Linked DNA regions of Homo sapiens: region 1 is linked to region 2. Evidence: chromatin loops called from intact Hi-C (ENCODE). Cell type or tissue: heart left ventricle. All regions are shown on one strand. Links, peaks and the distances in the headings refer to the core of each region. The heading gives the core; the rest is flanking DNA. Region 1 overlaps THSD4 (thrombospondin type 1 domain containing 4). Region 2 overlaps THSD4 (thrombospondin type 1 domain containing 4).

Region 1 (15,759 bases), core at 3,725-8,724, 77 kb before region 2:
GTCTGTTGCTGCTACCCCTGGACTCGACTTGTCCAGACTGAGCTCATTCTCATAGGGGTCCTTCTGTTAAAGGGAACAATGTGTACACAGGTAGGAAAGAACACAGAATGACACGGCTGAAGTGCAAGCCTGCTGGGAGGGATAATACGAGGCTGGAGAGTTCAGCGGAACTTGTCAAGAATCTTGTTTGCCAGATTGAAGAATTAGATTTTCATCCTATGGCATCAGCAACCCCCAGATGTCTGGAGAAGGGGAGAGCCATGCTCAGACTTGCTTTTCGGTGGTAACAATGACTGCAGTGTGGAGCGGGCCTTACCTAGAGTGGAGACAATGAACCGTCCAGTGAGTCCCTCTCCTGTAACTAGGGTGTCAGAGATATTTCAAGAATGAATGAGAGTCGCCAAAGATGGGACAGACGTCACATTAATCACATTAATCCTCAGCCCCAGCCCAGTTAGAATGGAACTATCACAAGGAAATTACACTAGCATGGATAGCTTCAGATAACCACAGACACAGACAAAATGTTATTTGATCTTGTGAATCAGACATTATATGAAAATGCTCTGCACAGTTTGATGGACACACCCCCACCAGATTTCCTGCAGAGCATGGTTGCTCTGGATCAATCTAGACATGGGAAGGAAAGGCTGCAAGAGTTTTTCCTGGTAGATGTCGAAGTAGCCTGGAGGTTGGTTTCAGTGAAGCATGCGGCTGCACAAGGATGCCAAGAACTAAAGGTGACAGCCTGTCTACCGGGAGCCATGATCAATAGCTTCCTTAGAACATACTAGGAGCACTCTTCAGTGTTCTAGTGGCTACCCAGGCCTCTAAGAGACTGAGTTCCCATGGAGTTACCAAATATCTCTCCTTTACTTCACAAAGCAAGAGGGACAACTCCAGAATGAGAACTAGGCAGACAACACATATTCAAGACCTTAATATTTAGCTGAGGCCAAGGGCAAATTACACACATGACAACTGTCCCTTCTCCTGCACAGGGCTGTTGTGAAGATCAGATGATGTAATGAGGGAAGAATTGGACTAGATGTCTAGGAGGGCATGGCTGGGGAATGACCTCTGGACTAGGATCTGAATGACATGAAGGACCTGCCATGACAAGATCGAAACACGTAAAGATGCATTTCATCACTGATATTGTTGAGTGACTACACTGAAAAGGCTGCCTGGAAAATCCCAAGCTGAATCAGACACAGGTCCTGACTTTGGGAATCTGAGTCTAACAGGAGCAATCAGACATACACATAGAGAATCACAAGCTATCAGGCCATGAGGAACGCTTGCATGCTCTATGTCGTGCTGGACAGGATCAAATCTCCTTTAGAAAGTCGATAATTAACAATTGGGTACATAAAGTCTGGAGGATGTTGCAATATCCCAGCCTGAATGAGGGGACTGGGGATGGCGTGAAGGGATTTGAGAGATGCTTAGGATGCAAAATGAACAGGCCTTTCTGACTGTCCTCATCCTCCTCCTTGCCATCTTCCTCAACATTATCATGTCTAACATTTACAGTCTTTACTATCTTCTAGGTCCTCGGAAACATATATGTTTTTCCATTTAATCCTAAAAAGCCATCTGTGAGATTGCTGAAATTTATAGGAAACTAAGACTTAGAAGACAGGTTAATTTGCCCAAGGCTAAAATGCTAATAATAGATAGAGCTTGGATTTAAAGCAAGGCCCCAAATCAAAGTCCATGTTTTTAACCATTAGGTAAAAGTCGGAGGTCAAAGGATCGGAGGTCGTGTTGAGGGTTCTAGCTTTGTTGAAGGAGTAGATCGTGACAGTGACCTAGGTGCAGAGGAACAAGTTCAAAGCATAGTTACCATGAAGCCTGGAGAGGGCCTGGCCTAGAAGTGACTCTGGCTTTCTCCTCTTGCAGGATTAAGAGGGACCAACCCCATTATGTATCTCTCTTACACTGGCTCTTTTAACATTATACTTTATACACAGTGTGTGAATACATATTCTAGCCCATCTTCCTGTTGCATTACTTTCTTATTGTTATAATGTTTTATTTTGAAATAGTGTAAGACTCATAAGAAGTTTAAAATGAGCGCAGAGAGTTTCGGTGGTCTTTCACCCAGCTTTCCCTAACGATAATATCTTACATAACCAAAGCACTTTGTCAAAACCATGTATGCCATTGACAGCAGTATACTACTATTAACTTAAGAATAGGCCTTGTTTGTATTTGTTATCTTTTAGATGCACTTTTTTTGATGTTTCATGAACTATTATCACATGTATAGATTACGTGCTATGACTTTCTTTAAAGCAGCCGATAGTCTCCTCCAAAACACAGCTGTATAATCATTAGGTATAATCACTAGCTGATGTCATTTATCAGGAAAAACAGTTTGGAATAATGGAAAGAATGTTGGGCTGCAAACCAGAAAACCTGGGGTGCAGTCCTGGCCCAGTCCCTGGCTTGTTGTGTGATGCTGGATTGGTCACTTCTCTTTGAGGTAGGTGCTGAAAACATTTCCACCACCATCCAGATCTTCTTCCCAAGGACAGTGTTCAGAAACGAATCTGGCTTGAATTCTGGTTTGTGTATCAGGAGGCTGATCAATTGGTCGCTGATAGGGACGACTTAGTGCTGACCTATGTCTAGACTCTTTCCGAGGCACCACTGCTTTGGGTGGGCAGGAGAATATGCGTTCTTGTGCTGTCTCTGCTGCTGACGAGTGCTGTATCTTTGGACATTTTGATGAGCTGTTCTGAGCCCTGGGATTTTTTTTCTGCCTGGATGGGGATGGAGCAGCTACCCCTTAGGACTGTTGGGAAAATCAAATGAGGCAAACATAGAATGTAATTAGCAGAATTCTGCAATATGGTGGCTTCTCAGAAAATGCTGGGTTTTGTCATCTTTGTCTTTATGTATTTTATTTTGTCTGAAGTCTATTCACTTTTAAGTAAATCTCATCATCATACAACCACCCGGACCCACCCGTACTTCTGTAACACTTTCTACTACTTCTTAGTCAGAAATATTTTCTTCTTCATTTGGTGAAATTCAGAAAACTTTGAAGTGCAAAAAACAAAACAAAACAAAATCGGCCAAGGTTCACCATAAAGTCAAGACACCTCATACAGCTTCTACATTCTCACTGCTCAAACGGTACCTGTCGAAAAAGGCCAGAAAGAACATCTACTCTCTGATCTACCTTTATTTTATGTTTCTTGCTCATCGTGTACTGCTGTTCAGAATAGATATTTCTTGCTGTTACAAAGACCAGTGGATAACCATCAGATGTCCTTTGTATTTTTTCCAGTGATTTCTGCAACACGTTGTAGGAAAATTTTACACATCGCAAGCCATCACAGGAGAAATTGCTCAAGAATTACCCCCAATTGTGTGCCAAAATTAACCTGAATGAAATTTCCTGAGGGAAATGAGCAATCTGGATGACATATTTGGAGGTGAATTTCACAGGGAGGAGGCCTCTGTCCTTCACAGCAGGGTAGGCTGGTGCCAGGCATTCAGATAGTGGAGGTCCTGATTCCCTAATGGGAAGCAGATGTGTCTGTGTGTGCTCAGTAAACACATGAGATAGGGTAACCTCAACTGTTTGGCTAGATGACCCCCACAGGTAAAACAGCGTGCCTTAATAATCATGCTGGTAGAACAGTATGGGAGAATATTAAAATGATTAGTAGCTGACACCAATTTACTTATATTTACGGTGAGCTAATTCGTGGAAATGCATATGGATGCCAAAACGTTTATTCATGACATTCTGTTGAAAGAAATCCTTTGTATATGATAAATATCTTCCTGTTATTACTGTTAGGCATGTAGATCAATACCACCTTCCTGGAAAGCAATTTAGCAATATAGACCGTTTGATCCAGTAAATTCTTCTTCTAGGAATTTATGCCAGGAAATAAGAAATCAGGCCAACAGTTTCTGTATGAAGGGCTCATCACAGTATTGTTAATAAAAAATTGGAAACATCCTAAATGTTCAACATAAGGAAACAGTTAATCTATTCTGGGTGGATCTTTTTCCAGTTGTTATTCTCATTAAAATCTTCTAACACTTATGCCTGTAAAACTGACCTTCGATATAGTTCAGTAAATGTTTCCTGAGCCAACTTCAACTACGTGCCAATTCAGTGGTAGGCAGCGGAGACATGAAGGTAAAACAAACAAGGTTCCTATTTACAGTCTAAATCAGGGGTCAGCAAACTGTAGCTAGTAGGCCAAATCTGGCTCACAACCTGTTTTTATAAATAAAGATTTATTAGAACACAAACACTCCCATTTGTTTAGTTATTGTCTATGGCTGCTTTTGTGCTGCAACAGCAGATTAAGTAGTTGCAACACAAACAGGAAAGTCGACAAAGCCTAAAATATTTAGATCTGGCCCTTTACAGAAAAAAATTGCCAATCCCTGGTCTAAATTGAAAGTCAGACACAATCAAATCACTTCAATATTGTTTGTAAATGTCGAGTCCTGTGCAGCCAAAACCAAGGCTCAGGTAGATGCTTCCAAATCTACCCCTGACTGCCCTCATCCTGTATCATATACACCCACTTGATTTGTTCCAAAGTGACTCAATTGTAAAACAGAAGGCAGAGAGTTGTCTTCTACCACAGTAGTCTTCAACTTTTTTAAGTAGAAAAAAATATACTTCAAAAATAAAATCTCATGTGGAAATCCAAAGCTCCACTATGCAAAATGAGAAGAGCAGAACTGCTTTGGTTGAAGGACTGTCAGGGTTTAGAAACCTAGCTTCTCATCCTCCTGCCTGCTCTTCTTCCTCAAGGTGAGGGCTTCTCAACTCCAGCTCTACTGATGTTTTGGTCCTGAAAGGTCTTTCTTATGGGGGTTGCCTTATGCATTGTAGGATGTTTAGCAGCATCCTTGGCTTCTACCCACCAGATGCCAGGAGCATCCCTCTCAGTGTGACAAACAAAAATGTCTCCAGACATTGCCAAATGTTCCCCATGGGAGCAAAATCACCCTCAGTTGAGAATCACTGCTCTTTATTCCAAAGCTCATGGGACACCGAGGAGCACATGACAGATTCCCCAGAAAGCTTTAAAATGATGGTAGTTCCACAGAAGTGCACAAACAGCCTTTGTAAATGTCAGAGAAGCTAATAAGCAAAGAACACTTAATTATCCAGTTTCCAAAAATAGTTCCTTACTGCTATCAAACCTTCTCGAGTTCTTTAAGATTGCCTCTTGGCTTAGCTTCAGCAGGAGTATCATTATGTATTGCAAAGAGCACAGTACCTGCGACTTGGTAGGTGTTTAATAAGCGTTTGTTGAATGAAAGAGCAGCTGGTTGAAGAATCAAAAGATCAAAGTTACAGGACCAACCTGCTCTTCGAACTGGCTCATCTCTAAGGTCCCTTCTGGTGCCAAAATTTTTCTTTTAAAAAGAGATACAGCCCTGATATGAAGAATCCTGCCATGTTTAAAGGGAGGGAAATTTGCTGTATATACACAAAATTAAATTGGAAACAGGAATCAATGAAGATCAAATTGACGATGCCATTCATTTGAAGAGAAGAAATGGTCCATGGCATAAAAGGTATTTTGGCTTCCTAAATGAAAGCAATTGTAAAACGAGCGATCTGGTTTTAATCAAGCTTATGGCTGTCACTTTTCAGTACCTCATCCTAGTTCATAATAGGATAGCATCTTATCAAGGGACTCAACTGGAAGAAAATGTTGGCGCTCTTGTAGGATAAAACTGGGTAAGAATCAACTGCAGCTATGTTTACAAATCTGAAGAAAGGAGTCCCGAGAGGTAAACATATCATATTCTGTAAGATAATTACCACCTCCCCCAATTCCAACAAGGGTCATCGTTCTCTGGAGGGTGGGGATATCCCAAACTCTAAAATTCTAATGCTTTACTTTCATAATTTTCCTCCTCCATGGATTGAAATGGGGGAAGGAGGAGAGAGGCCTGAAATAGCTTTTGACAGTGATAATTGCTCTATTATAAAAGTAAGGTAACCATATTTTTGTATAGAATACTAGAAACCTCTAGACTTTCACTTTACTTTTAATGTGTAGAGCCGTATGGTGAATTGTGTTTAAAGAGATCATAATATGTCTGGCCAGATTTTATTGTAATTTTTTAGTGTCTCAGGAGGGGCTGGCAGCAGGAAAAAACCACGTGGGATGGGTCTGTTAGAAGCTGTGGTTTGGGGCTGATAAGGGGTCAAGACTAGGAAGTTCCTTGCAGAATGGAGCAGAGAGACACTGCCTACACCCTATAAGGCAGAGTTCTGGAGGCTAGATTATCAGCAAAAAGGCAATAGTGAGTTGGGTTGATGAACTCTGATCCAGGATGGAGGTTGCTTGCACACTGGCCTGATTTACAGGGCCTCCTGAGCGCAGATGGCCTGTGTCTACCAATGCAGGTCCCCAGAAGGCTCTCACGGGACCGTCCCCATGGCCAGAAGGCAATGATGGAGATTCACGCCGGCATCTTTGTCATTTCCTTAACACACAGCCAAATGTGCCTGTTTGCATTTTTCTCCACAAGATGGCACCTCTAAGCCTTTGCAAGAGGGTACTTACCTAAACAACTAGTTTAAGTACAAGAAGCAGTGATCCAACATTAACAAAAACAATGACTGTTGAGAAACACAAGAAGGGTGGACCCAGAGATGCAGGCTGACTGCATATTTACTGTGCTCTTATGTGCAAGTTTCTGCCATGTTGTTAAGGCATGATTTCATTTCTTAAAATTTTTTTGGAACATCAAAAAAAAAAAGGTGGGTGAAATATTCAAATCTTGTATTTCCAAAATGTTCAAGAAAAATGCTTTAAAATCTGTGTAAATGAGTTACAACATTGGGGAATATATAGGCTTCTTAGCTATCATTGGGCCATCTCCAGGGACGGCTGAGAGGACTGACTGGGTGAGTGGGACGAGATGATGAGAGAAAAGGCTGGCAACGAAAGTGTGGGATCTTAAATCCGAAGACTCTTGAGTGGGAAATGGCAGGCTGAAGAGCTCTTTTCAGAAGATGTCTGGCAAACACGGGCAATGGACTGGAGATGGAAGAGACTGGAGACTGGGACACACACAGACAACTGCATTAAGATGGGCACAAAGTGATGGAGGCCTGGACCAGAGAGATGAAATTAGAATGGAGGGCAAGGGCCCACCAACATCACGCTGAAGGAATGGCCAACTGGACTGAAGATGGATGTTCTACCAAAGGTGGAGTAAGGAAGACCAAGGTTCCTGGCCTGACAACCTGAAAGAATACTAGTGTTCTTGAGGCAGAAACTCCACTGGGGGGCAGGCCTTTGATGGAGCCATCTTACAGCAAGGGTCTGAGCATAGATCTTGATACTCATTAATTCATTCATCGAATTTAGTTATAATAATTCTCTCTCTCCCATTCTTTCATCAGAATTTTCCTCTAAAACCCTATGCATTTTTATTTTAGCTTTTTGGATAGGAATCCTTCTAAAGTATATTTTATAATTCTCAGTTTTTAAAAAAATCAAGACTAGTAAGTGTAAGGTTCTTGTACTGGTTCGAACCCTGAGAGCGTGCCAACAGACAACAGGAGGCGGTGTGGAGCAACATGCTGTTTTAATGAGCACCAGGGTGCAGGCGGGCTGAGGCCTAAAATGGCGTCAGCCCCAAGTGAGGACAGGGCGAAAGTTTTATAGTCTCCTGTAAACAGGAAGTGTCCTAGTCTGACATTACTGCTATGTTGTACCCGGATGGCCTCTTTCTTGATTTTCAGGGGTACGTGTCTTCCGGCTGGCTCTCTTCCTGCTTCTGCTATTTTGCTGGAGCACACTGCTGGTGCAAGTAGCCTTGTGCCTTGGGACTGGGCCTGAGAAGGGAGGAGTTATTCATCTCCTTAAGCTTTCAGGCCCCCGGGGAGAATCTTACAATAAGCCTTAGTTTATTTTCTCTGGCCCCCTGTTACTCAAAGTGTGGTCCATGGACCAGCAGTGCAGGCATCGTCTGGGGCATTTTAGAAGTCTTGCACCGCTTCCCAGGGCTACTGAATCAGAATCTGCAGTTTAACAGCATTCTCAGGTGATTCCTATGCACATTCAGGTTTGAAAGGTGCTGCTCTACATTGTGGGTCAGCAAGCTTCTTTTGTAAAGAGCCAGAGAGTAAATACCTCAGGCATTGCAGTCATATGGTCTCTGTTGCAGCCACTCTGCTGGATTGTTGCAGCGTGAGAACAGCCATGGATGACTTATGGCTATGTTCTAATAAAACTTTATTTACACAAACAGACGGCAGGTGGATTAGGCTCACATGCTAGATTTGGTTTACTTGCTAGATTTGGCCCATGGGCTATAACTTGCTGACTCTTGCTCTAGATGACTCAGAGACATTCTGAGGTGTGAGAGATTGCCACCCTCTATATTAAGTAGTTCCAACTACCAGAAGGTCTCTGCCGTCCCTCCTCTGGATGTCAGAAGTCACTTCTTGCAGCTGGCAGTCCTTTTCTGACTTCCTTATTGGCTGTTTTCACCAGGAAATGGTTGAAGAGCAAATGAACTATCACAGAACTGAAAGAACTCCCTAGTCAATAAATGTTGCTGCCATAACTGGCTAGCCATATGCAAAGATTGAAACTGAACTCCTTCCTTATACCATATAAAAAATCAACTCAAGATGGATTAAAGACTTAAATGTAAAACCCCAAACTGCCAAAACCCTGGAAGACAACCTATGTAACACCATTCTGGACATAGGAACTGGCAAAGATTTCATGACAAAGATGCCAAAAGCAATCAAAACAAAAGCAAAAATTGGCAAATGGGATCCACTTAAGAGCTTCTGCATAGCAAAAGAAGCTATCAGGCTGGTGCACGGCTCATGCCTGTAATCCTAGCAATTTGGGAGGCTGAGGTAGGCAGATCACCTGAGGTCAGGAGTTCAAGACCAGCCTGGCCAACATGGTGAAACCCCATCTCTACTAAAAAAATACAAAAATTAGCCAGGCATGTTGGTGGGCACCTGTAATCCCAGCTACTCGAGAGGCTGGAGGCAGGAGAATGGCTTGACCCCAGGAGGCAGAGATTGCAGTGAGTTGAGATCACACCACTGCACTCCAGCCTGGGCAACAAGAATGAAACTCTGTCTCAAAAAAACAAAAAACAAACAAAAAAGCCCTGAGATCTGGCTAAATAGAAAAGCCTAGTTTTGCTTCCAGTGCTGGAGAGAGAGGAAAGGGACAGAGAGGAAAGGGAGAGGAGAAACTAGGAGATGGTGGAGAAGAGCCAAAGAGAAGCTCTGAGTGATGGGGGGACTCCTAAGGACTTTGAATCTGAAGTGCACTTGCTGGGATTTAAAGAATTTAACAAAAATTTCTTTTCTACGTTCCATATGTTCAAAACGTCTTTTCTTCTAGACACATGAATGTTCACCTAAGAGCCTTCCTAATAATGCACATTACACCCGCAGGTGACATCATTTTCTGAGCCCTAGTTTTGTTACCTGTAAAATGAGGGATCAAAGTATAATTCACAAATCTCTTGTGAGGCTTAAATGAAATGTGTAAATGAAGGTACCTAATTCAGAACTGGCATGAAGTAGGGGCTGGTAAAATGTTGTGCCTCTCCTTCTCCTCGAGACGCGTCCCTTGGCAGTCTGGCCATGGGATCCCCTTTTTCACACAAGCTACATATACTTCTCTACCAACAGGGGAGGCTTGTGTATTTGCACTGTCCACCAAAACCCCCCTTTCTTTTCACATGATTCTCAAGTGGTGTTTGAAGACAGAGCTGTAACAGGTAAACTGTCACAATCTATTTGCATTTCAATAATGCTCTGGGACAATGGTGATCAAGGCTTCCAGAGATTTCTTTTATCTTTGTAACTTTTCTCATTAACAACAACAACAAAAAACTTAAAGAAAATGCTTTCTTTTGGTAGTCTTTCCCGGTTTGTCTTGGAGACCAGCTATGGAAAGCCTAAAAAACTGGAAAGGGATTATTTTCATTTTAGAAACAGAGCAAGGGAGACTGCTGGATGGAGCCTATGGGTTGGGCATGTAGGGTCATGGTCTTAGATGAGTTGTAGGTGGAAAACAGATGCAATCAGGGCATTCAAGCATCTGGTAGGGATTTAGGCAGTAGGAAGCCCCATGGATATATGTGACAGCTGTTACGGCTGGACCACTCACCATGTGCTTGGCACCTTACCTAATATGTTATCCTGCCTAATTCTCTCAACAACACCAGGAGGTAAGAATTACTATCCCTATTTTGCCAAAGCTCTGAGAAGGTAAGTAATAGGTCAAAGCTCACACAGAAGTGATGGTGGCGGGTTTGAAATAAGTGCCTTCTGGCCCCGAAGTCTAGGATCTTTTTCCTCTGCTAGTTGTATTGTCTCTTGGGACAACAGAAACCCTTCTTGTAAGAACAGGGCCTGGTAGATGACTGACCAAGGGCCACCTATACGCTTATATCTCTCAGGCTGCTCTCGGGCTTTCCCCAACATGCTTACACACAGGCTTTACTCCCAATCCGAGGCCTCCCCTCCCACGAGGCCTGGCCACACTGCTTCAGCATCTCCTATAGCGTCTCTTGATTCCCTTGCAATCCCATATTGAAGTCCTCTGAAGTCCCATATTGTGCTGATTTACCCCCCATGAAGGGACATCTATAACACCACCCTTCCTCTCACAACAAATTCCTAGATCCAAAACTATCCACTGAAATAGTAACGATTTTTCTCATTTGTCATCCTGGGAATGGGAACTATTGGTTTGCCAAGTTGAGAGATATTTATAACTCAATGAAAAACATCAGGTTCCTTGGGCGACGTCATTACCCAACCCGAGAGCTTGCTCTCTGAGACCAGAATGACTAAGAAATTAAATAAAGATAATTCCTTATTATTCTCTCTTCTAACCATAGATACATCCAATATGAATATTTCATTAGGAAATAAAGACATTGTGTTCCATGCATTGTCAGAAGGAAGAAATTTGGCTGAAATGTTTAAACATGAAGGCTCCTTCATGCTTTTCTTGAAGGATGGCTAAGAACAGGGTTATCTGTCAAACTCAATGTGTTGCTTAACAGTAATTCAGGTGGCTGCCAGATGAATGATTCTCATGCTGGCAGAGAATTTCCGTTCTCTTGCAACTTTAAACTGAAAGGTAGGGCAATAGCAGATCTGCTGCCCACACATGGCTTCCAAGAGACTGCACTAACAATATGCACTTGTATACATAAATATTTAGGACACATAAACCAGTTGGAAAAACACCGATCCTTCACCTTCTTTGGTAGAACCTTGAAATTCTTAATTTTCACCAGTCCCTTCTTTAAAATCCAGATTGTATTTATGAGCTTTTAAATCATGCCCCCCAGATGTGTAAGCATAAAGGCTAAATGTTGTGGTTTCAGGTAATCTATACTGCACGTGGTTGTGACATTTATCTTCCAAAGACACAGCTATCATCATGTCATTCTTCTGGCTCAAAAGGCCTCCTGATGTCAGCCATCACTTAAACGAGCTGATTACTTCCTCCTAGGCATTATGCCTATATGTGATTCTCTGATTCCAGGTGGAAGGGAGTGCCCAGGGCTGCAGCCGCTCAAGAATAAGCCTTAACCCAGGTGTGGACAACTGAGTGAAGGTAGGGATTTTGACAATGATCCAGTGTCCTTATGCTTTGACAGCAAAAATACTTTGCTGTCATAAAGTGAAAATACGTAATAATTAGTGACACTATTTATTAATTATATCTCCTAATTTACTGGGTTGGTTTTATGATGATGAAGCCAGTTTATGTTTGTAAAAAGCATCTGACACATGGAAGGAACTCAATGCATATTATGTTTTATTTAAAGTCAAGTTAAAGATAACATAGAGGGCAAATTCAAAGAAACACAAATAAATGATATCAATTCCCAGCTTAAACAGTAGCTGATTGGAATGTTATTTAGCTAGAGAATGGCCTGAATATACTTTTAAAAATGTGAAACGGCAGCAAATATGGAAGTAAAATGAAAAGCATTTCTCCAGCAGAGAACAAACTCTGGTTAAAAGAGAGAAAGAGCCAAAGTCAAAAAGAATCAAGGATTCCATTTTGACAACTTATGGACTCTGGTGACTTTAGGTTCCATAAGAAAAGTGTGCTCCCTCTATTCAGAGAGGTGTGCAGAGGTGCTCCTGAGCACCAAGAAAAGCAATATAAAGAAAAGAAACTGGTATTTGTTGCTTATCTGATAGGATGAATGTATTTACTACCATTTTAATAATGGAGGAAAGAGGGAGATTAAGTAACTTGCCTGAGGTCACACAGCCAAGTGCTAGGATCTGTGCTCGTATCTATCTAGTTCAAAAACTCAAAAGCAGAGTTTTAAGGTGGAAGCCACAAAGGCAAGGAGATTAATGGAGTGATTGAAACAGGGAATATGGTAGTGAATAGCAGATGCCAGCAAGTGCAGAGCACCCACTGAAAGGTGCACGTGTTGGACAGGTGGAGGGATGAGGGAAAGTGGCACTGGGTGGCTTTGGAGTACTTGCTTTGTCCTGGTATTTCTTGGAAAGGAGTCGTCTTAATTGCATCTTGAATTTCCCCTTTATAAACATGGGACACCTCCAATTTCCCAGAAGCTTTGAGTTCTCTCTTATCCATTGCCTACATGCACTGCCTGAAGTGCTGGTACTAAAACCTCTCCCAAACATTTTGTTTTCTGTTGCACCAAAAGGCTGTGATAAAAGCTTTTTTCCCCAAAGCAAACCCAAGGGCCTGGGACTTTAAATTATTTTGGACAGCTCCTATTTCTTCTGGTGGCTCACTCTGCCTCAGGCCTCCAGAATGTTCTTCGATTATCAGAAAGGGAATCTAAAACCATGGTATGATTTCGATGACAAGCCAGGATTTCCTCATGATATGGTTTGGCTATGTCCCCACCCAAATCTCATGTGTGGTGGGAGAAACCTGGTGGGAGGTAATTAAATCATGGGGGCAGTTTCCCCCATGCTATTCTCATGATGGTAAGTTCTCATGAGATCTGATGGCTTTATATGAGGCTTCCCTCTTTGCACGGCTCTCATTCTTCTCCTTCCTGCCATCATGTGAAGAAGGACATGTTTGCTTCCCCTTCTACCAGAATTGTAAGTTTCCTGAGGCCTCCTCAGCCTTGTGGAATTGTGAGTCAATTAAGCCTCTTTCCTTTATAAATTGCAGAATCTTGGGCAGGCCTTCATAGCAGCATGAAAACAGGCTAATACACCCCAAGACCATCTTTCCTCTGGGTTTGAGTCACCCTAGTGACCCTGGGGCTCCCCATTTTGAGCCCTGAGGTACCAGCTTTGAGACTGTATTCTGTATATGATTGAGGGCTGCAAGGAAATCACTGTTCGACTTGTGTTTTTAAATAATGATAGAAAAACAGCCTATTACCTTTAAGCTGAAGGAACTTCTGGAGCTCTTGAGCAGGGGCAGGCTATAAATCCATAACTTACTAGGAGCTGCAGTATAATGTTCATTTTGAACCGTTATTGCCGCCTAAGGATTCCATGAACTAACCAAGGCATTACCCCTGAGCTGAGGGGTGAAATGGACTGCTAGAGGAAGTTGTTGGAAGTGTCTACTTGAATACTAGAGAAATCCCTGCCTCAAATAAGTTGGTAATGGTGACATGATTGATACAAAGCCATTCAGATTAGTAACCAGTAAAAGTGATTTATTCACTTCTTAGGATGGCTGGAAAACCATGTCAGCAGCATAGATGAAGATATCCATCTTCCTCCTTGCTGTGACTCAAAGTCAGCAACATATTGAACCAGTTTTTAAAAAATAAAAGCTAAAATGTCAGAGGAACAGAATACAAAGGTGGCATAGAGTATTGACCTAGCTGGCCGTGAAAGTCAAATTTGAATTTTTTTTTGTAAATCTGGAGCTTACAGTTACCAGTTTGTATTAGGAAAAACCACAAATTCTTGCTGGTGAAGATTAGAATTCTGTATTTTATACAAACTGAAGTGGATAGGAATAAAAATAAAATGAATTTGGAGCAAAGGACATTTATCCTTTTCAGAAAATATAGCTCTGAAATTTCATTTCGTAACAGATTTGTAGTATAGAGAAGAACAAAATGGCCTAACCAATTGAAGGAAGAAGAGGCTTATCATAGAAAATCAGGCTTATTGGCAAGTATTCCCACTAAACATAGAATGCTAGAATCATAGACTCTTAGAACAGAAGAAAACATAGAGATCATCTGGTTTAACCACAATCAGTTAGACCCTGGTGTTAGCCTGAGTCCTACTGTTTTCTGTTGAGACCTTGGACAGTCACTGGGGCTAATTTAACCTATAAATCATGTCTGCTAAATGAGACAGGTCAGTGGCTTTCAAGCTATTCCAAGGCTCTACTTCAGTATTTTCATAATCTTTAAGATATATTTTCAAAATGTGAAGAACTGTGATAAACATCATATATACTCAACCACAGTATACGCCTACGTGTAACACACCAGACATCTCTGCATTAACTCATTTTTATGCAGCCTTTGGAACAAACTGCTCCCATTTTTATTCAACCAAAGAGACTGTCTGTAATTTCCTGCCTATGTTAATTAAGAACTCTTCAAAGGTTGTAAATTGAAACACAATTCAGAAATAAAGTAAACGCTAAGGCATCCAAATCATTTTCCATATTACTTGTGCTAAATTTTCTAATGGACAAAATAGCCACATGTTCACTAAATGCCTGTATAAGAGTTAGATGTTAATGTTTTAATTAGAAATTAATTTATACTAAAGAACAAGATCATGTCCTTTGCAGGAACATGGATGAAGCTGGAGGCCGTCAACCTTAGCAAACTAATGCAGGAACAGAAAACCAAACACCACATGTTCTCACTTACAAGTGGGAACTAAATGATGAGAACACATGGACACATAGAGGGGAACAACACACACTGGGGCCTACTTGAGGATGGAGGGTGGGAGAAAGGAGAGGAGCAGAAAAAATAACTATTGGGTACTAGGCTTCGTACTGGGGTGATGAAACAATCTGTACAACAAGCCCCTGTGACATGAGTTTACCTATACAACAAACCTGCACATGTACTCTTGAACCTAAAAATTGTCTCAAAAAAGAAATTAATTTATGCTAACAAAACACATTAGTGGTTTTAAAAAATTTGTTTTATGTGTTGGGATTACTTATATCTCTTTTCTTTGGAAACAAGATCATTTTCATGAAAAAGTGTTAGGACCACCGGACCAGATGATTTAGCATATGCATGGGCACTTTAAAAATGTTTTACTATTTAAATTAACTCACTGACTCCTCCCAGTACCCCAAGAGGAAAGTCATACTATTATTTCAATTTTAGAGATGAGAAAACTGAGGCAGTTGAGTAAATTGTCTAAGATGAGTAAGATGTTGAGCAGGAATGTAACCCAGGCATTCCAGTCCCAGAACCTAGACTCTTTTTTATTTTTTTATTATTATTATACTTTAAGTTTTAGGGCACATGTGCACAATGTGCAGGTTAGTTACATATGTATACATGTGCCATGCTGGTGTGCTGCACCCATTAACTCGTCATTTAGCATTAGGTATATCTCTTAATGCTATCCCTCCCCACTCCCCCCACCCCACAACAGTCCCCAGAGTGTGATGTTCCCCTTCCTGTGTCCATGTGATCTCATTGTTCAATTCCCACCTATGAGTGAGAACATGCGGTGTTTGGTTTTTTGTTCTTGCGATAGTTTACTGAGAATGATGATTTCCAACTTCATCC
Region 2 (15,759 bases), core at 4,552-9,551:
GGAAGAATTAAAGATGTCCATACTACCAAAAGTGATCTACAGAGTCAATGCAATCCTTATTAAAATTACAAAGGCATTTTTCACAGAAACTGAAAAACAATCCTAAAATTCAAATAAAACCACAAAAAATCCTGTATAGCCAAAGCAATCCTGAGCAAGAACAAAGCTGAAAGTATCACACTTTCTGGTTTCAAAATATTATAATGCTACAGTAATCAAAACAGTATGGTATGAACATAAGAAACAGACTTATAGACCAATGGAACGGAATAGCCCAGAAATAAACCCACACGTTTACAGTCAACTGATGATCTTCAACCAGGGTGCCAAGAACACACAATGGAGAAAGAATAGTCTCTCAGATGGTGCTGGGAAAACTGGATGTCCACATGCAGAAGAGTGGAATCAAACCCTTATCTCTACACAAAAATCAATGCAAATGGATTAAAGACTGAATTGTGTAAGATCTGAAACTGTAAAACTACCAGGAGAAAAGAGGAAAAAAGTTTTTTGACACTGGTCCAGGCAATAATATTTTTTTGTTGCACAGGCAACAAAAGCAAAAACAGACAAGTGAGATTGCATCAGACTAAAAATCTTCTGCACAGCAAATGAAACAATCAACAAAATGGAAAGGCAACCTATGGAATAGAAGCTAATATTTGCAAAACATATATCCTGATAAGGAATATAATATCCAAAATATATAAGGGGCTTGACTCAGTAGCAAAAAAATCAAATAACAGAATAGACATTTCTCAAAGTAAGGCATACAAATGACCAACAGGTACATTAAAAGATGCTCAATATCACTAATCACCAAGGAAATGTAAATCAAAACCAGAATCCAACATCACCTCACACTTGTTAGAATAACTACTGCCAAAAGACAAAAGATTAAGTGTTGGTGAGAATGTGGGGAAAAGGAAACCTTTGTACATTGTTGATGGAAATGCAAACTGGTATGGTCATTAAGGAAAACAGTATACAGGCTCTTCATAGCATTAAAAATAGAATGACCTTATAATCCAGCTATCCCTCTTCTGAGTATATATCCAAAGGAAATGAAATCATTACCTTGAAGAGTCATCTGCACTCCCATGTTCATTTCAGCATTATTCACAATAGCCAAGATATGGAAATAACTTAAGTGTCCATTGATGGATGAATGGATAAAGAGAATATGGGGTGTGTGTGTGTGTATATATATAACACACACATATGTGTATATAAGTAGATATATACACACACACATATATATGTATATAATGGAATATTATTCAGCTTTAAAAAAGAAGAAAATCCTGCCATTTGCAATAACATGAATGAACCTGGAGTACATTATGCTAAGTGAAATGAGTCAGATACACAAAGACAAATACTGCATGATCTCACTTATAGATGGAATGTAAAAAAAGTTGAATTCATGAAAGCAGAGAGTAGAATGGTGGTTACCAGGGCCTTGGTGGTGGAACTTCATGTTGGAGAGATGTGGAGGTGTCAGTCAAAGGGTACAAAGTTTCAGTTACACAAGATAAATAATTTCTGAAGATCTAATGTACAACATGGTGACTATAGTTAATGATACTGTATTGTATGCTTGAAATTGAGTAGATCTTACATTTTCTCACCACACACACCCACACAAAGATGTGAGGTGATGGATATGTTAATTAGCTGAATTGTGGTAATCATTTTACAATGTATATATATATCAAAACATCACATTTGATACCTTAAATATATACAATTATCATTTGTCAATTATATGTCAATAAATCTGGAAAAAGAAAAGCTTAGACTCTGGAGCCTAACCGCCTTAGAGTCTGCCATTTAAGGATTTAACTTCTTTCCCAATGTCACTTCTTACTTTATAGTCTAGACAAAGCCTACATCTCTCCATATCTCTCTAGCGTTTCAAGTCCAGCTCGCAGGTCACCATGCCCATTTCCCTGAAATAATTTTCCTCTCCTTGGAACTATCCTAGCATGACATCTATACTTCTTACTGCCTGCTGTGTACAAATTACATGTATTCTTTTTTGAAAACTCTCTCTTGGGAAAGCACAAATTTCTTAAGAGCAGGATATTATTATGTGATTTTTTAATATCTCCAATTAGTCACAGTGTAATTTGCATCCTGTGGTTGCTTAATAAATGCTAGGTGAATGACAAATTCGTCATTCGATGCTGAGCATCACCCTCCTCAAAAAAAAAACCCCACCGTTTATGTGTTTTAAGCCACTAAATTTGTGGTAATTTGTTATATAGTGATAGAAAACTAATATACATAGAGTTGGGCAGGTTTGGTCACCAGCTAGGTTTTTAATTGCTCTACTTATAAACAGGTGTCTCTCATTGCTATTGTTTTACCTTCCAAACCATGGTGTCTCCAATATTTTGAAAGCTATAAATGGGAAATAAAACCCAAGGGTTGAGGGCAGAGGAGAGATACATGACCCAATTTGAGGGGATCTACCATGTGGAGGCATTTACTACAGAGTGGAGTAGAATCACCCTTCAAGAGTACAGTAGCAATCTTTTCTCAGTCCCAGGGAAGTGACTTTAATCAAATGACAGATCTTCTGACCTGTGTTAACTAAGGCTGAGAAATGGAATTTAGATGGTAGAATTATTATTTTTCACACCTATGCTCTCCCTCTTCTGGGGACTTGTTTACTCAAAGGGATTTCCAGTTCCCTTTCTCATCGGAACTCCATAGGCTTCTGCTACGCAGATGATCATGAGAACAGGCGTGAGGAGCCCCTTCTCAGGAGGACATTCTGGCTCTCGGTAATGCTCACACACAGCTGGCCTCAAGCAAGTTAACAATAGCTACTGTACAACCATGAAGAGCCAGCTGTTATGGAGAATACAAAAGAAGTAAAGTAATAACACTGCCTTACCTAAATCCAATTTATCCCCAAATTTATAAAGGCAACTTATCTTAAACTGAAAACATAATTACTGCTAGTTTGATTAAAAAGTTAATGCACTCACGCCTGTAATCCCAGCACTTTGGGAGGCTGAGGTGGGTGGATCACGAGGTCAGGAGATCGAGACTATCCTGGCTAACACGTAGAAACCCCATCTCTACTAAAAATACAAAAAATTAGCCGGGTGTGATAGCTGGTGCCTGTAGTCCCAGCTACTCGGGAGGCTGAGGCAGGAGAATCACTTGAACCCGGGAGGCAGAGCTTGCAGTGAGCCGAGATTGTGCCACTACACTCCAGCCTGGGCGACACAGCAAGACTCCGTCTCAAAAAAAAAAAAAAAAAGTTAATGCAGTCCAGAGTCCCCCAAGTCAAATTAATGTATGCAAAGATAACACCAAATATCATTAAAACAGTGTTCATTATTTACTATCATATATTATCACAATATAACCTAAACAAGTATTTTCTATTTATTATTTAGTCTATCGAATGGCTGTTTACCTGCTCGTCGTAGGCCACTTAAGAAGAGTACACTTAAGAGTATACTATAGGCTGGGCGTGGTGGCTTACGCCTATAATCCTAGCACTTTGGGAGGCTGAGGCAGGTGGATTGCCTGAGCTCAGGAGTTTGAGACCAGCCTGGGCAACATGGCGAAATCCTGTCACCACCAAAAAAGAAAGTCACAAAGTCACAAAGCATGTTTATGGATTACATTATACAAAGTTTATATAATTTAACCATTAAAAAAATAAAGTCAAAAGAAATCAATGGCAGAATCCAAATGACATGACACTTATCAAACAGGTTGACATCATAATGAGCATCATCCTTGCTATAAATTAGCAAACCTCGAGTCACCTGTTAAGAAGGGCACTCAGCCAGATGTTGGTGCTAGCTACCCCACTGCCAAGATAACCACCTGGAGTCTACACTGCCGCTTACAAGATGCACCAGTGCAGAGTTTATATATATATTCAATTTATCAATTGTGTGTATATATATTCATTATATATATAATGAATATATATACTATATAGATAGATATAATGTATATATATACTATATAGATCGATAATGTACACAGACACAAGGGTATAAAATCCAGTGAGAAGGGCTCACACATGCCAGGTAGGGGAAGGGAGCAGTGGCTTTAACTGCCAGGGTTGAGGCCACAGTGGAGGCACACAGGAAATGGTAGAGAGTAGCAGCCTCCCTCCATCGGATCATCTGAGGACAGGAGTTTGAGCCCAGCCTGGCCAACATGGTGAAATCCCACCTCTACTAAAACCGCACACGAAAAATTAGCCAGGCATGGTGGGCGCCAGTAATCCCAGCTACTCGGGAGGCTGAGGCAGAAGAATAACGTGAACTCAGGAGGTGGAGGTTGCAGTGAGCCGAGATCATGCCACTGCACTCCAGCCTGGGCAACAGGGCAAGACTCCGTCTCAAAAATAAAATAAAATAAAATAAAATAAATAAATAAAGGTTGCACCAGTCCACAATGGCTTTCATAAATGCCAAGACAGACCCCTTAGAGCTGAATTAGGGCATCAAGTGAAAGTTTTAGTAACGCCAAATGGTTGTAAACCAAAGAGACATAATTTCATAGTATGTACTTCACAGTTTCGAAAGCATTTCTCCATCTCCAAAGCTTCCCCATATACCAAATTTATTTCCAGCCTCTGTGAATCTGAAAACTGGCTTTCACCCCCTCACAGTCTCCTATCCTCCTCGTATTTTACAACTGTCAAGCCCCAGAAAGTTAGAGACCTTAGCCATCATGTTTAACATGTGAGAAGCCAAGGATTAGAGTGGCAAACAGCCTGTCTTCTGGCCATCTCTTTGCATCTCCTCTAGGAAAGCTTTTCTAACTCCCCCAGAACACACAGATCAGTGGATTAGTCAATCAGCAAGTATTCATTGAGCATGTCTGATGTCCTGGCACTGATCGAGAGAAACTGCAAGAGATTTAAAACAACATACAAAACAAAATTTCCTTCCACAAAAGGAATTACAGTCTAGTTCAGCACACAGGTGAGATAATTTTGAATATGAGAAATACTTAATAAAGTACTAAAGGTTTTTTTTTTTTTTGTTAGGACAATCATGTAATATACTCTGGAGACATTTACAGTTCATACTGCATAATCCAGTACTTTCCAAAAATACCATTTATTATATAAAACATTCTATTTATTTAAAAAGTAATTGTATATCACTCCAATATAGGCTTTTGGGAGCTCTGAATAAAAGACATTATAAGGTTGATAAAAATGGAAGAAACCAGGAAACAGAAAAGATATCAAGCTTAAGGGTATAACAAAGCTGTTCTGGCTGAGTACAACACCTGACTTTGAGACCACTGGTAGCCAAGGCAAAAAAGGTAACATGTTATCTTTTTATCTGAAAGGGGGAGAAAAGATAAATTCAAAGGAAATTAGAAAGGATACTAAAATTTCCTTAACGTCTACTGTGTGATATAAGAGAAAGTGTCCTTAACACTGAGGCAGGAGAATCACTTGAATTCAGGAGGCAGAGTTTTAGTAAAATCAAATGGTTGTCAATCAAACTGACATAATTTCATAGTATGTACTATGTACATGACTGTCCTAACAAAAAACAAAATGAAGGCAGAAGTAGATTTTTAATTGGCTGTTTCATCTTTCATAAAAGCTAAGAACATAGTAGCAGAATGTAGCTTTCTGGAGGTGACGTGTAGAGGGGCCTGAGCTGAGGTCCAAGTATTTTGACTTGCTCAAAGAGTAGATTCAGAATTCCCAGTGAGAGGGGAGGAAGGAGAATGTTCCTTAAACTGTTTTCCTAAACATCTTTAAAAACAAACAAACAAACATGGTTTTTAATAGGAGCTCAACTGCAAATGCTAACAGGTAGTATTTTCTGTTAAGGTCCTGATGCATGCAAATGTATTGAGAAAGATTATACTAAATATTTTTCTCTTATTCAACCACAGGTTTTCAGAATATTGGATTTTATAGAACAAAATTTCCAAAAAGAATTTTGAGGGCTCCATGGATTTGTCCACTTTTTATTGTCAAGTGAGAACAATTTTTTTTTTTTTCCACAAAAAAGACTACTATCTAACTCTTACTATCCTTTCATAAAAGACATTTTAATACCAAAAAACTGCAGAGGACATAATCTCATAATAAAAGAGAAGTGATATAAATGAACAAATTTAGCTTCATGTAAGACTCTACAATAGTCTTCATTTTCACACTTTCCTCAGGGCCAGTGCAAACGGCATTGAGAAGGATTTAGGAACCTCTGACCTAGATTGTAAGTATCTTGCAGGCAGAGCCTAGCCCACAGACAGACAACTTTCTAACTTTTTTCATTCCTTTGCCAAATATTTGTACACTCAACACCATATAAAGTAGACTTTTTTGTTGTTGTTGTCGTTGTTGCTTTAGAGGGATTATTCATAAATTTCCTACAGTCCTCTGGAAAGTCCATATAACTAGCAGCTCCACTTTAGAGACAATAATGAGGGAAGGTCATCTAGTGGTAATACACGTAACTACAGGCTTTCCAAAATAATCTTTCTAGAATTCAGTTTCCAGGTATGAATTTTGGCTCAATGTAGGACTTCAAACACAACTTATTAAAGACGAAGAAACAAAATGTCCCGATTTCCAGTGCATTTCTGGGTATATGAAGGTACTCTTCTTGTTCATTCATTTTAGTGATTTTATTTATCACCTACTGTATTCAAACAGGATTTTAGGCAACTTACAAAGTATGCAATTCAAAGCTACCTTCTAGTTTTTGCTCATCACTAAAACAAAATAAAACTTAAAGTATGTACAGATGAGATCTGTTTAAAGGAATAATAATATGAAGCTAAAAGTGAAATCAGTGCCAAAATACATGTCACATGGTCTTTGTATTTGCTGGTGGTAGATCACATATTCAGCCTTAAGCTTTCCAGCAGACAACTTGAAGAGAGAAATCCATTGGCTTCCTAAGTTACAAATCCATAAAATTGAAAAAACCAAACAAGCCCAGCTTTAGAGAAGTCTAGGTTTGCCTAGTGCTGAGACAAGAGAGTAATCTCTCCCATGGTGCAGTAAAATGAACAATGCCCTCAGCAACAAGCTGGTAGTAAATACGATAGTGAGATGCATGAGTTCGGTTTCCTATAACTTCCTCTATATACGGCTGATGCATCGCTAAAGCCCCAAGCATAAAGGTAATTCCACAGAAGACTATAATGCTGTGGTCCAGGTATGCAGCTTCTGCCAGTCCTGCTTGGTCAGAACATATTCCAGGATATCTAGAGAAATGGACTAGATTGTAACAGTTTCAGGCAATCGCTATGGTAGATTACAAAAATGGCTATACCTGTTCATGCCTTTCCATATCAATTCCTGTGGAAATGTGACTTTGAAGCTCCTCCTGTGAAGAGATGATCACGGTCATGTATGAGATATAAGACCTCATGTTTAGAGGTCTTGTATCACCTCTAACCTGGGCACTACAAACTGAGGCTCAGACAGACAAACGGACTGCTCAGGGTCACATAGCATGATGCCAGAGATGCAAACCTATGTGTGACAGTCCCTTTGACATCCTAATGCCCACCTTCATAGCCATCGCTGCTGACTTAGTTAGTGAAAGGAGATTCAGGACCCAGTTATTGGTACCATGAGGATCCAGGTGAGGATGGATCCTTTTTAATTGGATGGATGGTACCTTTTTAATTATATGATCTTGGTTTAGTGTTTCCAAAACTTAGTGTTAGGTATCATGAGGATCTAGATGAGGGAGTCAGCATACCTTTTAATTATATGAAAAATAGTTTAGTGTTTCCAAGCCTCATTTTGCTTGTCAGCAAAAGGGGATGACAATAATATCTACCAGGGTTGTTGCAAGGTTCAAAACTTGAGCCTATCATAAATGTTTGCCATTGCATTGACACACAATAGGGGCTTAATAAATGTTGAATGCATACATGAAGGGATGCATTACTCTCTAAGGCATATACTTGAACTAAGGGCTGTGGCTCACCATCAGACACTACAATACAGGGTCAGTCAGCAAATATTCACTGACTGTCTACTGTGCACTGAGGTACTGCGATACAGTAGTGAGCTAGAGAAGTTCTGCGCTACTTTCTCAAGAATTGAAATTATGGTTTCGCCTCTTCAGTCAATACCCATCTGAACTGCAGGCATTCACTCCGACTTCTCTAAAATCCTCTATGGAACATTTTAAAAAGATTAAAAGCCCTTCATTCAACAGACATTCATTAGAATCCTTGCTTGTCCTAGACACTCCAGTAGGTGCTGGGGAAACAGCTAAAATCAAAGTAATCAAAGCGACACAATTAGTATTAAGTTACTAAATGAAGTCACAACTAGTGAGGCTGCAGGAAATCAATCAGAGCTCATATTGACATTTATTATAGCTCATAATCCTTCAGAAACAGTTGATTCATAACCTACCTCTACAGCAATGGAGAGCATATGAATGGAGCACATTGTAGAAGGGAAATTAGATTATCCTATTCCCCAAAGAGTAATTAATTTATACAGTGGATTTGAGGAAATATTTTTACATTAAAACAGTATGGTGTTTAACTTATTTCACAGGTGGCATTTGAGGGAAAAAGGGAACTATTGAATAGAACCAAACTGTGTAATTCACAAAGCACAGATTAAAGTTTTGAAAGGTCTAGAAACATTCCTTTGGCCAATTGGTTCCTGAAGTCAAACGCCTTTTCAAAGCTACCTTCTAGTTTTTGCGCTTCACTAAAAAATGAAGTTTCTTCGGTCCTTGGATTTCAGATTAAAAATTTTCACCCACGTCCCTCCTAAATGTCTTTCTAAGAGGATCCCTATCTTCTATTCTCACTGCCACCACCCTTGGCATTCCCTGCCTGGATTCGTTTAACAACTTTTCCCAGATTTAATAAATACTGGGCACCTACTGCATGTCAGGCACTGTGCAAGGCCCTGGGTGAGCAGTAAACAAGTCATGATTCCTGTACCTAGGAGGCTCGGATTCCTCACCCACCAACTCTCCCCAGAAACCCTAAGTCTGTTGTCCCTCCTGCAGATGCCACAGTGTATTTCCCAAAGTGCATGTCTGCCAAGCTCAGGCCTCTATGTGTAACCCCTAGCAGCCTCACGAAGTCTTTGGGATGAAGTCGTCCTCCTTGGTGGGGCATCAAAGGCCTCTCAGGGTATGCCCTCTACAGACTTCTCCAGGAACAGCTCCTGGCATGCCTTCCCAGGTATCTTAAACTCAGGCCAGAACAAAGACCTGGCACATACCTAACCCTGCCAGGCTCCCTTTCTTGACATTGTTTGCCTTTCCTGGAATGACCTCTCCTTTCCCCTCCCAACCAACCTCCTTCCTGTGTGTCACTTTGTTCTTTGAGAAGTAGCTTGAGTCAGCTTCTCTTGGAGAGTGTTCTCCCCACCCCTAACCCTACTTTCCGACTTGGAAAATAAAACACACAGAATCCTAAGATTATGCTGAACCAACTTAGTATTTGATGACTCAGCAAGCCCTTTTGGACTCCGCTGTCTTCAAGGGGGTGGCTCCTAATATTAAGTATCACATTAGTAGACATGATACATGCCCAGCGCCAGAGCTCCCCACCCCTCTCCCTGAGGGCAAGCCAGTGTCTCTTCTTTCTTTACCCTAGAGCCAGCCCAGTGCCAGGCTGTGCTTTCCAGCATGCAGTGCAGTTCCCAGCATGCAGGGAAGAAAGTGGTATACTGTGTAAGTGGCTACCTTGCAACAGCCACTACTACAGGTGAGTTTGAAGTAAAAAGATAGAAACAATCTACAATCCCAGCACAAAGGAAACAATTAAAATAATTGCTTCACCCATAGTATTAAATGTTATTCAGCTATGAACAATCAAGGTTTTGAAGACTATTTAATGATACAGGAAAACTGCTCACTATTTAATATAGCTACTCTCACCCAACTGGAAATTCACATAATTGGCAAGGGTTGAGGATAAATAGCTAAAGATTTTGTAAATCCAAAATATAAACAACAATAAGCTTGTTGTGGTAGGATTTTATTTTATTATAAATAGCTTTTTAAAATTTTTTCTCTGCAATATCCATCCCTGTTTCTCTCTCTCTTTCTGTCAACAATAAACATCAACTACTTTTATAACAAAAGATAAATAAACATTTTAGGAGAGAGAGGTTAGGATTGGCAGAGACATGAAGCAAATGAAAAACCCCACTCTTCTAAGATGCTGAAGAAAGAAAATATAATTAATAGGGATATTGCCAAGGCAGCTCATACATGGTAGGTTAGCTAATAAGATAAGCTGTTTGTGGCCAACCCCAGCAGCTGAATCTCCCATTGTCATGAAGGAGGACAGATGGCCACACAGAGATGCAATATTGTACAGTTTAAAAGATCAGCGTGGGGGAATAAAGCTTGTCTGTAGGTAAAGGTGAGACTTCCTATAGATTCTAATGCAACCATTACAACTAAATTTGAAGGAAGGGTTTCCATCTCATTTGGCTGCTCTATCTCCTGCAGGGCTCAGAGGAGAATCCTGTCCACAATAGGTACTCAAAATGTGTTCTAGGGGCTAAATACAGGCATTTTTCGAAAAGCATACCAGACATCTGGGGATTTGGTGAGGCGACCTTGCCTTAATGCAGTGGGAACATGGAAATCACATTTTGAAATATAAGCCCAGGGATCTCTTTTTTCCATTAAATAAGGAATTTCTTGGGATTTGCTAAACATTTCTGTTTTATTCAACACAGAAACTTTCAGGCAAAGGGATGCCAGAAACAAACCTGGAGCCTAAAGCCTGGGCCAGGGTTTATTTATCTAGGCATAGGAAACGAGCATGCGGCATTCTACCCCTCAGGGAAGCCCTTTCACTGAGACCCGGCTAACTTGTAAGAATTCAAGATGTGTCCATGTGATTTTTGGGCTCAAGAGAAGTTTTAAAAGGAAAAAAAAAAAAGTGAGTTCTTCAGCAGGTCTAGTTCCAACTTCTGGTGCTTTCCACTTTGAATCCCTTCAAAAAATCTATGGAAGACAAAGTATCAAGGAAGGAACAATGAAACATGTTCCGCCGACACGGTGGAAATGCCCCATAGGACACCTCAGGCTCATAGGGAGTTCTGACGTCTCACAGCCTTTAATTCACAGCCCACACACCCTAGCCCCAAGCAGGCTGGGGCAATGGTGAAGGTTCAATGATCCACAGAGGCGCAGCCACGTCTGTACCACAGAGCAACTGCTAATGTGAAAATGACTGGGAACACCCTGGAGTGTAGTCTGGGAAACTGCCTGGAGCCACAGACACCCAGAGATGAACAGGCTGTCACAGCTGGAATGAATCTTCCCAGACAAGTCATCAACCTTCTTATTTTCCAGTTGAAGACACTGCCACTCTAGGGAGAAGAAGGACTCGCCCAACACCACACAGCCACTTAATGGCAGGCCCAGGAGTAGACAACTCACCTGAACAAACTCAGCTTAAGATCCTAAAGCCAAATGTCCATATTCCCATCACCAGGGTTTTGCTCCCAGATTATGAAGTAGTGTAAAATGTGTATCTGATGGTGAAACTCCGTCTCTACTAAAAATACAAAAAGTTAGCCAGGCGTGGTGGTGTGCACCTGGAGTCCCAACTACTTGGGAGGCTGAGGCAGGAGAATCGCTTGAACCCAGGAGGCAGAGGTTGCAGTGAGCCTAGATGGCGCCACTGTACTTTAGCCTGGGTGAGATAACAAGACTCCATCTCAAAAAAAAAAAGAAAAAAAAAGTATATCTGAGTAATCTGGATTTATATTCCGGGTGCAACAATGATTAGAAATGTGATCTTACTTTCCTCATATAAAAATATTTTCCTGACCAATATCTCTCATAGGGTTGTTGTGAGCAATTAAGTAACAACACAAACGAGAAAGCCATTTGTAAACCCCAAATTCTACTTTTAAAATATAACTGGCTTTACCTGATGCATGGTGTTCTTATGTCATAATTACATTGGTTAGGTTAGTGCTTGGCATATAAGAAGTGTTCACTGATGTTAGGTGTTATTAATTGTTCTCATAAAAAGTGGTATTGACTTCTTGAGTCAAAGGGCTAATATATTTTATCCGCTTTATTTTATTGCCCCAACTTACTTAACTCAATAAATAAATAAATCAGCTTATTTTATTTTATTTTTTTGAAATAGAGTCTAACTTTGTCGCCCAGGCTGGAATGCAGTGGCGCGATCACAGCTCACTGCAACCTCTGCCTCCTGGGTTCAAGTGATTCTCCTGCCTCAGCCTCCTGAGTAGCTAGAATTACAGGCACACACCACCACGTTCAGCTAACTTTTGTATTTTTAGTAGAGATAGGGTTTCACCATGTTGGTCAGGCTAGTCTTCAACTCCTGACCTCAAGTGATCTGCCCGACTTGGTCTCCCAAAGTGCAGGGATTACAGGCCTAAGCTACCGCACCCAGCCTTTCACTTATTTTTACCTATGAGTTACACATTCAATTGTTTCTTTCTTTGCTTTGGCTGCTAGGGAGCTCACAGTAAAATTTTTGACACATCTCTAGTTAGATGTAAAGGCACGGAGTTTAGACACCAGTCTTACTCATGTCCTATTTTTTCTACCCAGTTTCCTCTTTGCTCCATTTTCCTCCCTTATTTGTTTTCTTGTAAATTCTATTCACTACATTTGTAAACATTATTTTAAATTCTTTTTAGAATGAAGGCATTATAAATAAATAACTTTTGAAAGATGTTTAGTCAATACATTATTGATCACTGGGCCAAATAAAGAAACAAACAAGACTGGACTCTAGATTTATATGGTTTCTTTCTCCTGTCCTCCCTCCCTCTCTCTCTCTCTTTCTTCTTTTCCTCCCTCTTTCCCTTTAACAGTGACATCTGACTTAACATTTCCCTTGAAACATGAAATCAAATAGCAAAGAAAGCCTCCGTGTGGGTCAGCACTCACATCCATGAATATCAGAGGGCAGAATCTCCGCTGCTTCAGGGCTCCTGACCAGCAAAGAAAACAACTAAAACTTTAGATTTCTGAGTGGCAGGCCACATTTTACCCTGGATGCTTCTAGCAAAACATCTATTTTTAGAAAAGAAGGCATTTTGGGGGATGTTATGGTAAAAACATATTCAGATGAGACAACACTTTTTCATTTTCTCCCCATTTTAAAGTAATACATGCTGATTAAAGAAAATTTGTCATATACTCTATAGACAAGCAGTAAAAAAGTTAACAAAAATCATGCATAGGAGGAAACATTTTAAAGATTGTTCTTAAAAAAGAGAGAAAGATCAGCAAACTATAGCAAGGACAAAAAACCAAACACTGCGTGTTCTCACTCATAGGTGGGAACTGAACAATGAGAACACTTGGACACAGGAAGGGGAACATCACACACCGGGACCTGTTGTGGGGTCGGGGGAAGGGGGAGGGATAGCATGAGGAGATATATCTAATGTAAATGACGAGTTAATGGGTGCAGCGCACCAACATGGCACATGTATACATATGTGACAAACTAGCACGTTGTGCACATGTACCCTAGAACTTAAAGTATAATTAAAAAAAGAAAAACAAAAAACAAAAAAAAAAAAAGAGAAAAAGAGGTAAGAGTATAACAATTAAAAGTTCTGGAGGCTGCTTCTGTTGGTACTTGCACTTTATTTTTCTGTTTTACTTGTTTTGAAAAAGGTCCTGAATCCTGATTCAGCAAAACAGAATCATGGGATCCTGAATCCTGATTCAGCAAAATAGAATCCCGGGATCCTACTTGGCCTTCAAGGACCTCTCATCATGTCACCCATGTGCTGCATCCTATTTTGTAGCATTGTGGGGATGATGGGCATCTGTCTCTGTGGCCACTTTGAAGAAAACATGCATTTTGCTTTATTTGCAGTTCTCAATGCAAGGTTGATGTATGGGCAAGAATTCTGTGGTTTTCCCATGCAGTCAGGGCCTTCATGTGAAGACCAGGGAGTCCTCGTTAAAAAAAATATTTCTGAGGTAAAACTAGAGAAGAGCTAGCAGTGTGGCAGATGCTTGTGACTAGTCCCAAGTTTGTATCTTTTTGGTGTGTAATTGGCTTTTGTATTTATTTATACTCATCCTATACCAAGAAAGGAACTTAAGGGGACTTTCAAAGGCACAAACAGGATAATAATAAGTATACAAAGAAAGAGAGGCAGAAGGGAAATAAATAAGAGAAATAAAGGGTAAGGTGGGTGAAGAGATGACATTCCCTTAAGGTCTTATCCAACAGCTAGAGGTGGGGTGTAAATTGGTTCTGAGCTTCCAAATGGACAAAATCAAGAAGCAAGCATGATGGGATTCATGGGGAAGACAGACACACACACCCACACACACCTACAAACACACACACACACACACTCTCTCTCTCTTTCTCTCTCCAGCTGTTCTGGCTTCCCTGGTTTTGACCGCTGATGGCGCTTCCTCTTGTGGATCCTCTGCCCATGCACTGCTACATTCCTTCCTCTCTCAGCTCCTGAAGGCAGTTTGCTAGAAACACTGTGACTCTCTTTCATGTGTGTGTGTGTGTGTGTGGGGGGGTGTCTTTGTTCTTGTCCAGGAGCAAGTTGGAAGTGCTAAAGAGGTAATGCTCCTATAGCGGTACTCAACTAACAATGAAAAAGGAGCTGGTGGACAAATATGCCTGCTTCCTTGCTTCATTGCTGGGTAATTCTGAGGTGTGTGCTTCACTGACTCCTAGATGTCTCCAGCAGGATTCAGCTCTGGTGCCCACAGTGGCTACTGGCTTGATCACACCCCTGTATCAGGCCGCTTCCCTTCCTATCTCACTTCCTCTGTCCTCTGCTGGTGTTTTCACCAGTAGAACCACCTGCCAAAGGAACCACTGGCACTCAGGTCCTTGGCTCAGCTGTGTCTGGGGGAACCCAAACTAAAGCAAAGACCTCTCTGGGATCTAGTGAACAGGGGTCTTAAAATGCTTCCAGGAAACACCATGATTGCAACGTGCTGCCTCTTATAGGGTCCGCCAGTACAGTCGAGGGCAGTTCCACATTATGAATGCCACAGCTATCCGGGCACTGCTCTGAGTGAGGGGTCCACTTCATAAATTAACTTTTAGCGTTGCTATGCGAAGTTGGGCCAATTACTCTATCTGTCCTGCAGTTTCCAAATCTCTAACGAGAGAGGGTTGGTCCCTTGCTCCCTTCTGGTTCCAAGATTCCTTGGCATAAACTTCCACACCTATGTGAGTTTAAGTGTTTAGGGAAAAAAAAAAATGACAGTACTCTCTGCTGATGTGTTTTTCAAAGAATCCCAGTTAAGTACTCAGGGTGAAAAGACAGGGAGGTGCCCCATGGAAAGAAATGCCAATGTCTGGAGATCTCTCAAGGTGATGACCAAGTGGGAATGGCAGGGGGAGCGGGGAGCAGGGGGAAAGAGGGGGGGCCCTGGGATAAGAGGCCAATTTATAAACCAGGGGGGAAAATGACCCGGCCTTTGAAGGCCTAGTGAGCAAGTTATATCCAACACAATCTTGCAGGGTAGGAAAGGTAGGGATGGGGAATTATGGGGAAAACAGTCCAAGAGACCAGGATCTACAGCACAGAAACTCTCGGGGCAGCACGGTATCACTCAACATGGCTGAGGACTCCAAGCCCCACCCTTTAACAAGTTATATTCAGCAAGCTAGTTATCTGTCTACCCCCACAACCCCTGTCACAGAGGGCTCTGGTGGAGATTAAAGGAGAGTATCTAACACCTGACCACAAAGTAGATGCTCAGTAAGTACTGGTGTTGAAATCTGTGGGCTGATCCT

The links. Hi-C counts contacts between places; a loop is a spot of excess contacts. Peaks named below come from ENCODE experiments on the same cell type or tissue, not always from the same donor. Only the 100,000 strongest peaks of a DNase experiment are listed, where the experiment ranks them.
Region 1: it touches region 2 in a loop (2.7-fold over the local background); 16 of 110 quality-filtered maps call a loop at or near these places.

What each region holds. Positions count from the first base shown.
Region 1 is chr15:71,642,657-71,658,415 of GRCh38, reverse strand. The region is part of intron 7 of THSD4 (thrombospondin type 1 domain containing 4); the gene reads right to left. Among named protein-coding and RNA genes, the nearest start is that of THSD4-AS2, 41 kb to the left of the region's middle. RefSeq lists an enhancer at 1,676-2,875. In heart left ventricle, for the core only: a CTCF peak has its summit at 6,546 (motif pointing right); no DNase peak of the experiment used is centred there; H3K27ac peaks cover 1,234 bases.
Region 2 is chr15:71,566,363-71,582,121 of GRCh38, reverse strand. The region is part of intron 7 of THSD4 (thrombospondin type 1 domain containing 4); the gene reads right to left. Among named protein-coding and RNA genes, the nearest start is that of THSD4-AS2, 120 kb to the left of the region's middle. RefSeq lists an enhancer at 9,118-9,412. In heart left ventricle, for the core only: CTCF peaks have their summits at 6,452 and 9,194; no DNase peak of the experiment used is centred there.